Linked DNA regions of Mus musculus: region 1 is linked to region 2. Evidence: chromatin loops called from intact Hi-C (ENCODE). Cell type or tissue: heart. All regions are shown on one strand. Links, peaks and the distances in the headings refer to the core of each region. The heading gives the core; the rest is flanking DNA. Region 1 has its middle 110 kb from the start of Slc5a12. Region 2 has its middle 32 kb from the start of Slc5a12.

Region 1 (5,391 bases), core at 326-5,325, 78 kb before region 2:
TGTGAATGGGTTTGATAGTTTAGAAAATAAAGCCACATACATAACCTTGAAGAATGTCAGAGCAGCCCCAGGCGATAACTGCAGCCTGGGCTGTGCTGTTATTTCTTAGATTAGGACATTATGATCTGACGACACAGAACTGCCCCAAATTGGGAAAGATTTGGCTCTACACTATTTTTTTTTTAATGCGAAACCAACTCATAGGTTATCCATGCTTCGGGTTGCACTGTTGCATACTTAGTCTTCTTTGAAAACACTAAACCTTTTAGATTAATGTTGAACTTTTCCTTCTCTGGCACTAGCCATACTTTTTGGAAACACTAAGTCCTGTTGTCCTTGCCACCTGTTCCTTCTGTCTGCCACTTTATAATCACCAGACTGCTATTGCCTCGTTACCTTGGGCTTTAGTTGGAGAAAACACAGTCATCTTGCTATGGACTTTATTAGTTTTCAATAGGAGTTTGCTAACAGAGGAGTCCCTCTAATATACATTGTTATGATCTCCCCTGCTTACAATCCACAATGATTTTATTAGTGTACACAAAAAGCTCAAACTTCTGGGGCTGGAGAGATGGCTTAGATGTTAAGAGCACTGACTGCTCTTCCAGAGGTCCTAAATTCAATTCCTAGTAAACACATGGTGGCTTACATCCATCTGTAATGGGATCTGATGCCCTCTTCTGGTGTGTCTGAAGACAATGACAGTGTATTCACACATAAAATAAATAAGTCTTAAAAAAACATTTAAATTTCTTAGGTAGTAAACATGACTTTCAATAACAATATTGTCTTTTACACTGCATATTTCTAGTAGTATATCCCAACTACAACATTATACTTGCCATTAAAAAAGCATTATGCAGTGTGCAGTTGCTAGGTTAAAGTACTCAAGTCATTCCAAAAACTCCACTCTTAAAATTTTTAGTTCAAATATTCCTTAAGAAAAGCTCTTATTTCCTTCCAGTTGAACTAGTCCTTCCATATTCTTCCATGGCTTTTGGACGGGTTTCCATTTTGGTTCTCATTGGACTCCGTGTCTATCTTCCCTACTAGGCTACAAGTTTGAGAGGTTTTGTTCCTGCAGGTCATTCTTTATCTACATTTCAGTGCTCTGCAAATTGATGCTTATATAATCATTGTCAACTTAGTTTCCTTGAGGACCTCAGAATATTGAGTTAAATTTCGTATTGCTTCCATTTTTATTAAAATTATTAATGCTATTTAAAAGGAAAAATATGACCAAGTACATTTTCCCATAATGATAACCAAGTTATTTTTTTAAAATGATGCATATAACAGTGTTTAGAGAAATTAAGAGGCAAATTAGAGGTCCAGATCGAATGCTGATGGCTTTTGACGTAGGCTAAAATGAAACAACATAGCCTGAAAAGGAACAAGTAAACTTTCAGATTAAATGCTGTGGACATAAGGATAAAGGGAACTTAAAATAGGTATTTATTTAGTTCATATCCTTGGAAGAGTTTTCCCTCCCTCCCTCCCTCCCTCCCTCCCTCCCTCCCTCCCTCCCTCCCTCCCTCCCTCCGTCTCCATCACAACAGAAGGATTGTAACTCAGAGACATTTAGTAAAATTCAACTAAGGAACATATTTACACTATAGGCTACTGTGTTTACTTGGACAAAATGGACAAGATATGCATGTATGTATGTATACACGTATATATGAATGTATGTATGCATGTATGTATGAAAACATCACAGTAAAACTCACTTCTTTACCTAGTAATGTAAAACATAGCAGGAGGGGGTAGGGAATCAAGGATGGTAGAGCTGATTAGACGATATCAAGGAGGCATTTCTGTTCTATTTATAATTTTGCTCTCACCAGCCCCCCAAAATAAGAGGCATCTTTAAGTAGAAATATGGCTCAAATCAGATTTTCAACAGAGGACCCATTAGGACTCCCATGCAAAGCCTTACTGTGTTCATAGGCACATTCTGCAGCTTGACCTGGACAGAAGCCCAGAAGGGAGGTGGGCAGACAGGACAGTTTTATACAATTGTTTTATTTAATTGACTAAATTATGATATAATAGTTAATCTTGAATCTTTAAAACATAAATCTGAGTAGAACATGCTGTGTTGGAAACTAAACCACAGTAGCAATGTGCGAAGTGTCTAATGACAAACGAAGTTCTTGACAGGGCTAATTACCAGCTGCACTGTAATCAAGACTGGGAGGCAGTAACGCCGGAAAAGGCACTGGAGCTGCAGATCAAACCCACGGCCTTCCATCTGCTCTGTCTTTAAGCTCCAACTACCTTCTTTTAAAAGTTCAGGGTTTGTCTTGAGAGAAGCCCCTTTGGAATCTTGGGAAATCCAGAAGGAACTGGTGATCAGGGGTGAGAAGGCTCATGATTTGCTTAAAGGTGAAGCCCAGAGCATTTTTACACATCAAACCTTGTGAAGAGTGTTGGCTTCCCAGCGCAGGTTCCTCAGGCTCCTTATAACTTAGAATTTTTCATCCAGTCATCTCTTGTGATTTCCACTGAACACATTTTATTAGGTGCAATAGCTGGATCCTGCTGTCTCTTTCTCTAGGTCTGGAGTCAGCTTATGAATGAGGGCAATTCAACCTCCACAGCACGGCTGGGAGAAAATAAATCTAATGAATTCAGGCTGTGAGGGGAAAAGCTGTTCTGGGTCATTCGCATGGGGAACAGAGAAGAAAGGAGACAGTCAGCTGCTACCTGGCAGCAGCCTGGAGCCAGGGTGTCGTCTGGACTTGGGTTTCCTGCTGGAGTCAAGCAGGCCCTCTGTTACATAAGGCCTTGGTGGCTGCTCCAAGGCAAAGCCACTGTCTGCGGGACACACCCAGGTCTGCTCTCAGGAGCCCTACTTTATTTCAGCAAACCACTCCTGTTAACAACCCTTCTTTTTAAAAAATCTGACATGCCCTTGCCCGGTGCACTCTTCTCCAAGAGAAAGTGAGACAGAACTGCCCTGAGATTGAGCCTCAGCAGGGATTGCAGTGTTCCAGCAGGTGGACTGCCCAGATAAATCAGGAGGAACCATTAATCAGCACCAAGAGTTATGTTCACAGAAGGTCCACGTCCAAAGTCCCAGAAAAGCATCATATACATTCTTCTCAGAACAATGTGAGTCCTCCTCAATATTTATTGAGGCCATAAATAAGAGATATCAATATAACATTGGACTGCAGCTGCAGTGAGAGGCAAAATATTTAGTAATGGCATCCACAGTGAATCAAATCAAATGAATGCTAGAAATGCGTAAGGCCTTGCTCTACTTAGTGAGTCCTCATAGACAATCCATCTTGTCCTTAGTGTTTAATTTACTCGGGCTTAAAAGTCTGTGCTGACATTCATCAGATACTGACCTTGATTATATCACCTAAGTGACACTTTATGCAACATTATGAAATATAACAGTTATTTGTATTTTTCAGAAGAAGGCATTACATGGCAAAACAATCTGCACTTCATAAGGACACAAAGTAAACGTCAAGATCAACAGATGCTCACCTGTCGGCTGCCTAACATCAGCATTGCCTACATTGTATTATTTATATGGAGAGATGGGACTACTAACATTTTAAGCTTGGAGAAGCAGGGTATGGTTTAAAAAAAATTCTTCCTTTGTTCTTGTCCATGTGGTGGATTTTCCTAGTTAATCTACAACGCATAGCTAAGGACATACAAATAAGAGAAATAGAAATTTATTTGAGTCAGAACGGTGGAAAGGAGGGAGTGTTTGTTCTCTTCCAGTGTTTGTTCGTTTCATGCATGTTTGCACAATATGGACTATGTGTTACCCTTTCAGAGACTAGTCTTAAAGTCTATGTCACGGCTAACTGGGCTCCCATCACTGATCTTGAAGCACCGTTTGCACTGTTTTTTTTTTTTTTTTTTTTTTTTCCTTGCTTGACTGCGTCAAGCCCTTTCCCAGCTATGGCCAAGAGCAACATGAAGACTTTGAAGCGGGGTTTACAACCTTGTTTTTCTTTTACTAATATAGCACACTGTTCTCATCATCAGCCCGATTTGGCTATTGACATGGTGACAAACTGGAATGTTTGCTCAGAGATCCAACAGTGAAAGAAGGCAGCAAGACAAAACAAAACAAAGAGGACAAAGTGTTCGGGACAAGTAGGTTTCTCCCAGAAACATCTACAAAACGAAATCAAATTCCTTCAGTGCTCTAAGAGAGAAGTCTTTATTGCCATAGAATAAGTACAGGTATTTTATTTTATTTTATTTTATTTTATTTTATTTTATTTTATTTTATTTTTTATGTTAGGAGCACGTTGGAAGCATATATAGTTGGCTGTCATTTTTCCTTTAACCTTTCAATGGTCCTTCCTTGCTTTCTTTCAGGTAGGAAATTTTTTTTTCTATTTTTAAATTTTTTAACAGAACACACATTTTATGTTCTTTTTGATTATTTAGCTCTTTCTTCAGCTGAACAGTCACCGCTTCACAGAGAGTTTTGAACAGCCTTGTCTCAATAAAACTGGCACATCCCTCTCTGTGGCCTTACTCTCTCATTCTTAAGACTGACTTTCTGTAGTGAGTCAGCATGAGAGTGCATAGTTTAAAAAAAATAGAACCTGACTTTACTGCCGTATCCTCACTGATCTCCAGTGCCAGTAAAAAGATCATTGGAATTAGGATATTCGTAATAATAATATTTTTGAGACGAAGGAAAATCTTTTTTTCTCAAAATTTTAATGAACCATAGTGATATAGTAGATATCACAAAGGGTCTCGTATTGATACCAGAAATTCTTGGTTTTGTAAAATTTTAAATATACTTTAAATATTTTCAACTGTAGACTTAAATGTCTTAATGGATGCACAATTACCCATATTTATAGGATGATTCATATACACAGCACAGGGTAGATGGAATTAAAGTCATAGGTAGTTCGCATTCCCTAACACATCCAATCTTTTCTTTATGTTGGGAAGCTTCAAATGTGTATCTCTAAGCTCTTTACACATTACTGTGAACAGGTTCTGTTCCTTAGAGAATTTGTCCTTTGTGCAAATATATCTTATTCTATTTTATATTGTTTTAAAAAGCAGTCTTCATTGTAGGTAAAGCAGTAAAGTTTACATGTTAGATAACACTATAATAAAACAATGCATTCTGCTTTTAAACAGAGAAGGAAAGAAGAGAAAAGTTTTAGGTTACAGAACCCCTCCCCATAGAACAAATTTCTTTGTAATTCAATTTTTCTCAGTGAGTAAAGGATATGAATGCGTTCAGTGTCGAGTCATGTCAAATTCCTCGTGTGTTCATGGTCAGTAAAATGGAAAAGAAAGCTCACTTTTCACAGTCGTGGCCTCAAAGAAAGAACATATGTTGGTCTATTTTAGATGCAAAACCAACTGCTGCTACTTTAATAC
Region 2 (5,391 bases), core at 147-5,146:
GCAAGGCTCACAAAATGCTTGTCTTGATGGAGCATTAAAGCACATATTACAGGGGACTCACATGGCATCAAATGAAACATAAGACTGTAAGGCTTTCTGATGCCTCTGGAGAAAGTGTCAGTGGAGATCACAGGCATGGCTTCTATCAACAGTCAGTCACTACTCGGGAGAAATCATCTTTTCCCTTGTGTTCATGAGCCACCCATATTCAGATAGCTGGCATGTTGTCATTTTATCCATTTATTTTATTTATCAAAGAACAATATATGTGTTATCCTAGCACTTGGGAAGCTGAGGCTGGGGACTACTGAGTTCAAAGTCATGCTGGGCTATAACACAAGCACATGTGTATGTCTCTCTCTCTCTCTCTCTCTCTCTCTCTCTCTCTCTCTCTCTCTCTCTCCACACACACACACACACACACACACATATCTTACTACAAAATTATCTTACTATAAATATCTTGACATTAAACACTATCCAGTAAAAACTCAAATTATTCTTTAACCATACTCTTAAATCGCTAATCTTACAGCAGTTCTATTTCAATATATACTCTGACACATCACTGTCTGAATATACTAAATACGAAAACCATGTATTCGGGTGTTATATTTTATACCCTTGCATCTGACCACATTTCACCGGCATCATTCTGTATGATTTCTTCTCAAGCTCACAGAGGGAACCAGAAGTAGAAATAAGATTTTGCTTTTGTTAACATTCTTGTAGTCTCAGTCTTCTGGCTAATTCTACATAAAAGATACACAGTTTTCTTTGTAATGGAGATGAGAGGATCACTCCAATACTGGTATTTGTTCCTCTTCCTCCTTTATAGAACCAATGGTGAGAATGGAAAAGATTAGCTGTAGAGCAGATACAGGGTGATGATCTGAAAGTTGTTAACACAAAAGGAAAGGACTCCTGAGCCTGATGGTGAAGACCAGTTCGGTCTCTTCTGTCCCCGTTCTGCCTTCATCCAGCATCCTTTACCCAGCTCCTCCTTTGTCTCTTGTCTTCCATCCTCTGTGAATTTCATTCCCTATCCTTTTCTTTCCCACCTCCCTCTTTAAGTGTTCATTCGACTATAGCATTTTAAGAACCATGCTTGTTTGGGTACTTGATAAAACTGGTGTGGCACAAGGACACAACTGAGCACTGTAAAACTGTTTACATTTGTGTCAGATATTTTTATATAGAAAATGTATATAATACACTGTTAAGTTGTTTAATTACAGAAAAATCTATATGTGGGACAATTCCCATTTCACAAAGTAATTCTCCTGATTTGTGGCATTTTGTAAAGCAGAAAGCTGTCTTCGGTGTGGGCGAGCTTATTGTGCTGCTTTGTGCTGCTCCTTTGATTTGCTATGGTTTAAAATCTGTCCTCATTTAGTACACATTACACCTAAGATTCCGTGCTTTAAAAAAAATTAAAAAACGCCTACCAGCTGCATCTATTAAATGCAGTTATTTTGTCTTTGCCATCTTCTTAGTAAAATAAATAATGTAAAGTATACAGTAAAATCATTAGAATTATGCTAAATGAGAAAATTGAATTGAGATTTAAAACAACTCAAGGCTAAGGTAAGATTCCAATTCCTTAAAACCACAAAGGAAGCAAACACACACCGGAAGGGAAGGTTTTTGGTGAAAAGCAACAGGACTCCAAGTTGAAGTGACAGCTGTGATCAGAAGACAGCTTGTTCAGCTTCCCTTCTTGACTGAAAACTTAGTCTCATTGTAGGCTGAGATCTCCCAGGCTCAATCAGCCCAGACAGACTTATAGGCTCTGTAAATCAGTTGTGCTTTTAGCTCTTTTCAGAAAAAAGAAAGAAAGAAAGAAACAATACACACACACACACACACACAATACACACACACAATACACACACACTATACACTATATACATAGACACATATGCACATGTACACACATGCACACATACTACAATATGACTCATAGACACAAGACATAGACAAATATAGAGCTTACACTTACCACAAACGTACATATACACACATCTCTCTCTTTGTCTCCCCCCCTCTCTCTCACACACACACACATGTACACATACCACATAAATAAATACTCACCACAGACTCTTCACTCACACATACATCATAGACACATACACATATAACCATCACACGTATATCACACCATATACTAACACACACACACACATACACACACAACACACCACATACACAGAGAGAACACAAACACATGAAAATTGATTTAAATAAAAGCAAACAAACTTAAGGGGAAGTAAATTACTTCTCTCACATCTGTGGTCTTTGAATTTCTACTTTGTTCAGTTCTCCCCATCTTTAAAAACAAGACTCAGCTGAGTCCAGGGATACTATCCCGAAATTAAACATGAACAGACTGCCCCCTTGTGGTCATTTAGCTCGTGCTTCAACTGTCAGCTTAATTTTCCTCATAAATTGCAACTGGTCACATGACATTTGTTTCTGACTTCAAGAGTTAAGAGTACAAATCCTGTTGATGTATTAGAGCAGACTGGAGTCTTGCAAGCGGTTTTATGTCTTTCTTAGAAGAAAGGATCATTGTATTAGTGTGGTTCATTTCTGTCAGCTTTGCCACTAACTTTTCTGAAAGACTTACTGTCTTGAGACTGTGCAGGTCCTTACTGTACACATTTGCTGCATTCAGAGGACATTCCCCAAGTGAGAGAAAGCCTGACCACATACAGACTAGGTATTAATTAAGCTAGTAGAAAAGATATTATAAAGATGTCTTAGAGTTAAAAAAAAATGTCTGGAACACAAGTATTCCTCTATTCATTTGTTTTTTCCAGCATGTGAGAAAAACACGATGACCTGAAGGTTTCTGGGCATCACTTTTCAGTGAGGGGTGGTCCCTTAATAAAACAACCAGTAATTGGATTACTAAAAATGTAAAATTCTCAAAAATGCTTCTGATCTATCCTAATATGGGTCCCAGTGACATAGAAAGCATTATACTCACCAACTGTCACCAGTACCTTCAAGTTTCATGTTCCAGAAACAACTACAGTCTCAGCACAGATCCTAAGAACCCAGCTGTTCTGTGCAGCTGACCACCAACCCTCCTGCCCTTTTGATTTGAATGCATGGAATTGTGCTTTCTTTTGGCAATCACACACATAAGTCAGACTTTCTAAAATAGTCTGGTCGTTTGTCTTTTCAGTTATGTTTATCCTCTTGTTCTTGTTAATTCATTCCTTATCAAGCAAGCAAAAAGTAGTCAAAAATTCCTCATCCCTAAAAACTTAGGGAAAATAAGAAAGGAAAAAGAAAAGTAATAAAGTTGTGTTTTGTTCGCTTCTCTACTTCTTTCAAACTTTCGCTCTACAGAGCCATTCTTCCTTTCTGTCTTTCTTTGGCTTTGATAATGTGACTCTGATACAAGAACTCAATGGGAAACATAAAAAAAAAATGATACTATACCAAGAGCATGCCATTACTTGAAACTATAAGAGTGGAAAAGCATTCCAAAGAATGAGTCTATTTGAAAATAGAACAAAACCAAGGGTTAAAGATCAAGAATTGTCCAAACATTAGAGGTGAGCAGAGAGATCAATGTCAGTAGAAGTACTTCAGACAACACTCTAAGCCAGTGTGTCACTTTGTTTTCAGGATCTTCTAGAGAACAACAGAAAGAAGGCTGAAAATAAAATCAGATGTAAACAACAGAGAGAGAGAGAGAGAGAGAGAGAGAGAGAGAGAGAGAGAGAGAGAGAGGGAGGGAGAGAGGGGGAGAGAGAGAGAGAGAGAGAGAGAGAGAGAGAGAGAGAGAGAGAGAGAGAGAGAGAGAGAGAAGGAGAGAGAGAAGAGAGTGGGTGTTAAAGGAGAGGACTATGGGGAATCATGGAGAAGTAGAAACAATAGCAGAAGTGGTATTAATATCAACAACAATAAAGGGATGATTATTCTCATTAACCTCCAATTTTTATCCTTGATAAACTAAAAGGTAAATTATTTATTAGTATGTATGTAGCACATTTCACAGCACAGTCAAGGCTCAGAAATGTGCTGTAGGTATATAAGATGAATGGCGGGTTGTGTACTCATTGTACACAGGGACCTTTGAACTAGCTGATTTGCTTCTGTGTTCTTCTCATGGTAGCTTGCTATTTCTTTGTTGCCCAAGTGATTATAATTTGTCCCTAGTGGCATTCAAAAGTTTTACAATAATGGAAATCTGCAACTAATGGATGTGAGAAGGTGGCGGGGGGTAGTGTGTGTGGGGGGGCATCTCCAGGATGAGACAGAGAGCTGGGATAAGGGAGGCACCCAAGAATCAATGTGGGTGACTTTGACTGTAACTCACTACAATGAGGATATGGAACCTGAAGAGGTCACCCCTGTAGCCAGGCAGGAACCCCAGTGGAGTGATAGAGACACTAAGCCACCCAAAAAAATTTCAACCCAATTATTTGTCCCATCTACAAGAAATTCAGGCATGCGGGATGGAGTGAGACTGAGGGACTGGCCAACCAATAACAGGCACAATCTGAGACCCCTCCCATGGGCAAGCACCAATCCCTAACACTATTAATGATACTCTTTTATGCTAACAGTCGGTATCAATTTGTCCTCTGAGAGGACAGCAACTGTCTCTCAGAGCTGACTCAGACAAGTATAGACACCCACAGCCAAAGAGTGGATGGAGCTTGGGGACTCTATAGAATAGAGGGAAGGATTGAGGCTCCAAATGGGATAGAACAAGAGAGTCAACTAACCTGGAGCCTTGGGTCTTTCAGATCTTAACCAATTACCAAAGAACGTATAAGGACTGGACCAAGGTTTCCTTGCTCATATGTAGCAGATGTGCAGCTTTGTTTTCATGTGGATGCCAAACAATTGGAGCAGGGGCCATCCCAAAAGCTGTTTCCTGTATGTGGGATATGTTCTCCTAGCAGGGCTGCCCTGTGTGTCTTCAATGGGAGAGGAAACACCTAGCATCATAAAGACTTGAAGTGCCAGGGTGCAGGGAGATACATGGGAGGGGTCACCTGCTCATAGGAGAAGGGGAGGGGGATGGAGTTGGGGAAAGAATTGTGGGAGGGGGTGACCAGGACGGGGGCAGTGAGCAGAATATAAAGTAAATAAGTAAAAGAAAATCAAAAAAGAACAAAAGAGATAGATCAGATGATGCATTTCCTTCCTTCTCATTGTGAATGTTGTAAAAATTCCATCTCCCTTGCATGGCTCTGTTTGCTGGCTGCACAGATGACAGACACTATCTCACCCTTTTCAACGACATTCCACTATAAAGCACTCAAATCAGCCATCTTGTCTCTCACCTCCATACTTCTGAACATACTTGCTTCTCTGGGCAGCCTTCCTTATTATTTATTCTCCACTTTTATCCAGTTGGCA

What was found. A loop is a pair of places that touch in the nucleus more often than their neighbours do. Peaks named below come from ENCODE experiments on the same cell type or tissue, not always from the same donor. Only the 100,000 strongest peaks of a DNase experiment are listed, where the experiment ranks them.
Region 1: a loop joins it to region 2, with 2.6 times the contacts of the local background. A loop is called at or near these places in 3 of 42 quality-filtered maps.

The regions. Positions count from the first base shown.
Region 1 is chr2:110,484,238-110,489,628 of GRCm38, forward strand. No RefSeq gene overlaps it. Among named protein-coding and RNA genes, the nearest start is that of Slc5a12, 110 kb to the right of the region's middle. In heart, for the core only: no CTCF peak of the experiment used is centred there; DNase peaks (open chromatin) are centred at 2,764 and 4,044.
Region 2 is chr2:110,562,803-110,568,193 of GRCm38, forward strand. No RefSeq gene overlaps it. Among named protein-coding and RNA genes, the nearest start is that of Slc5a12, 32 kb to the right of the region's middle. In heart, for the core only: a CTCF peak has its summit at 2,411 (motif pointing left); no DNase peak of the experiment used is centred there.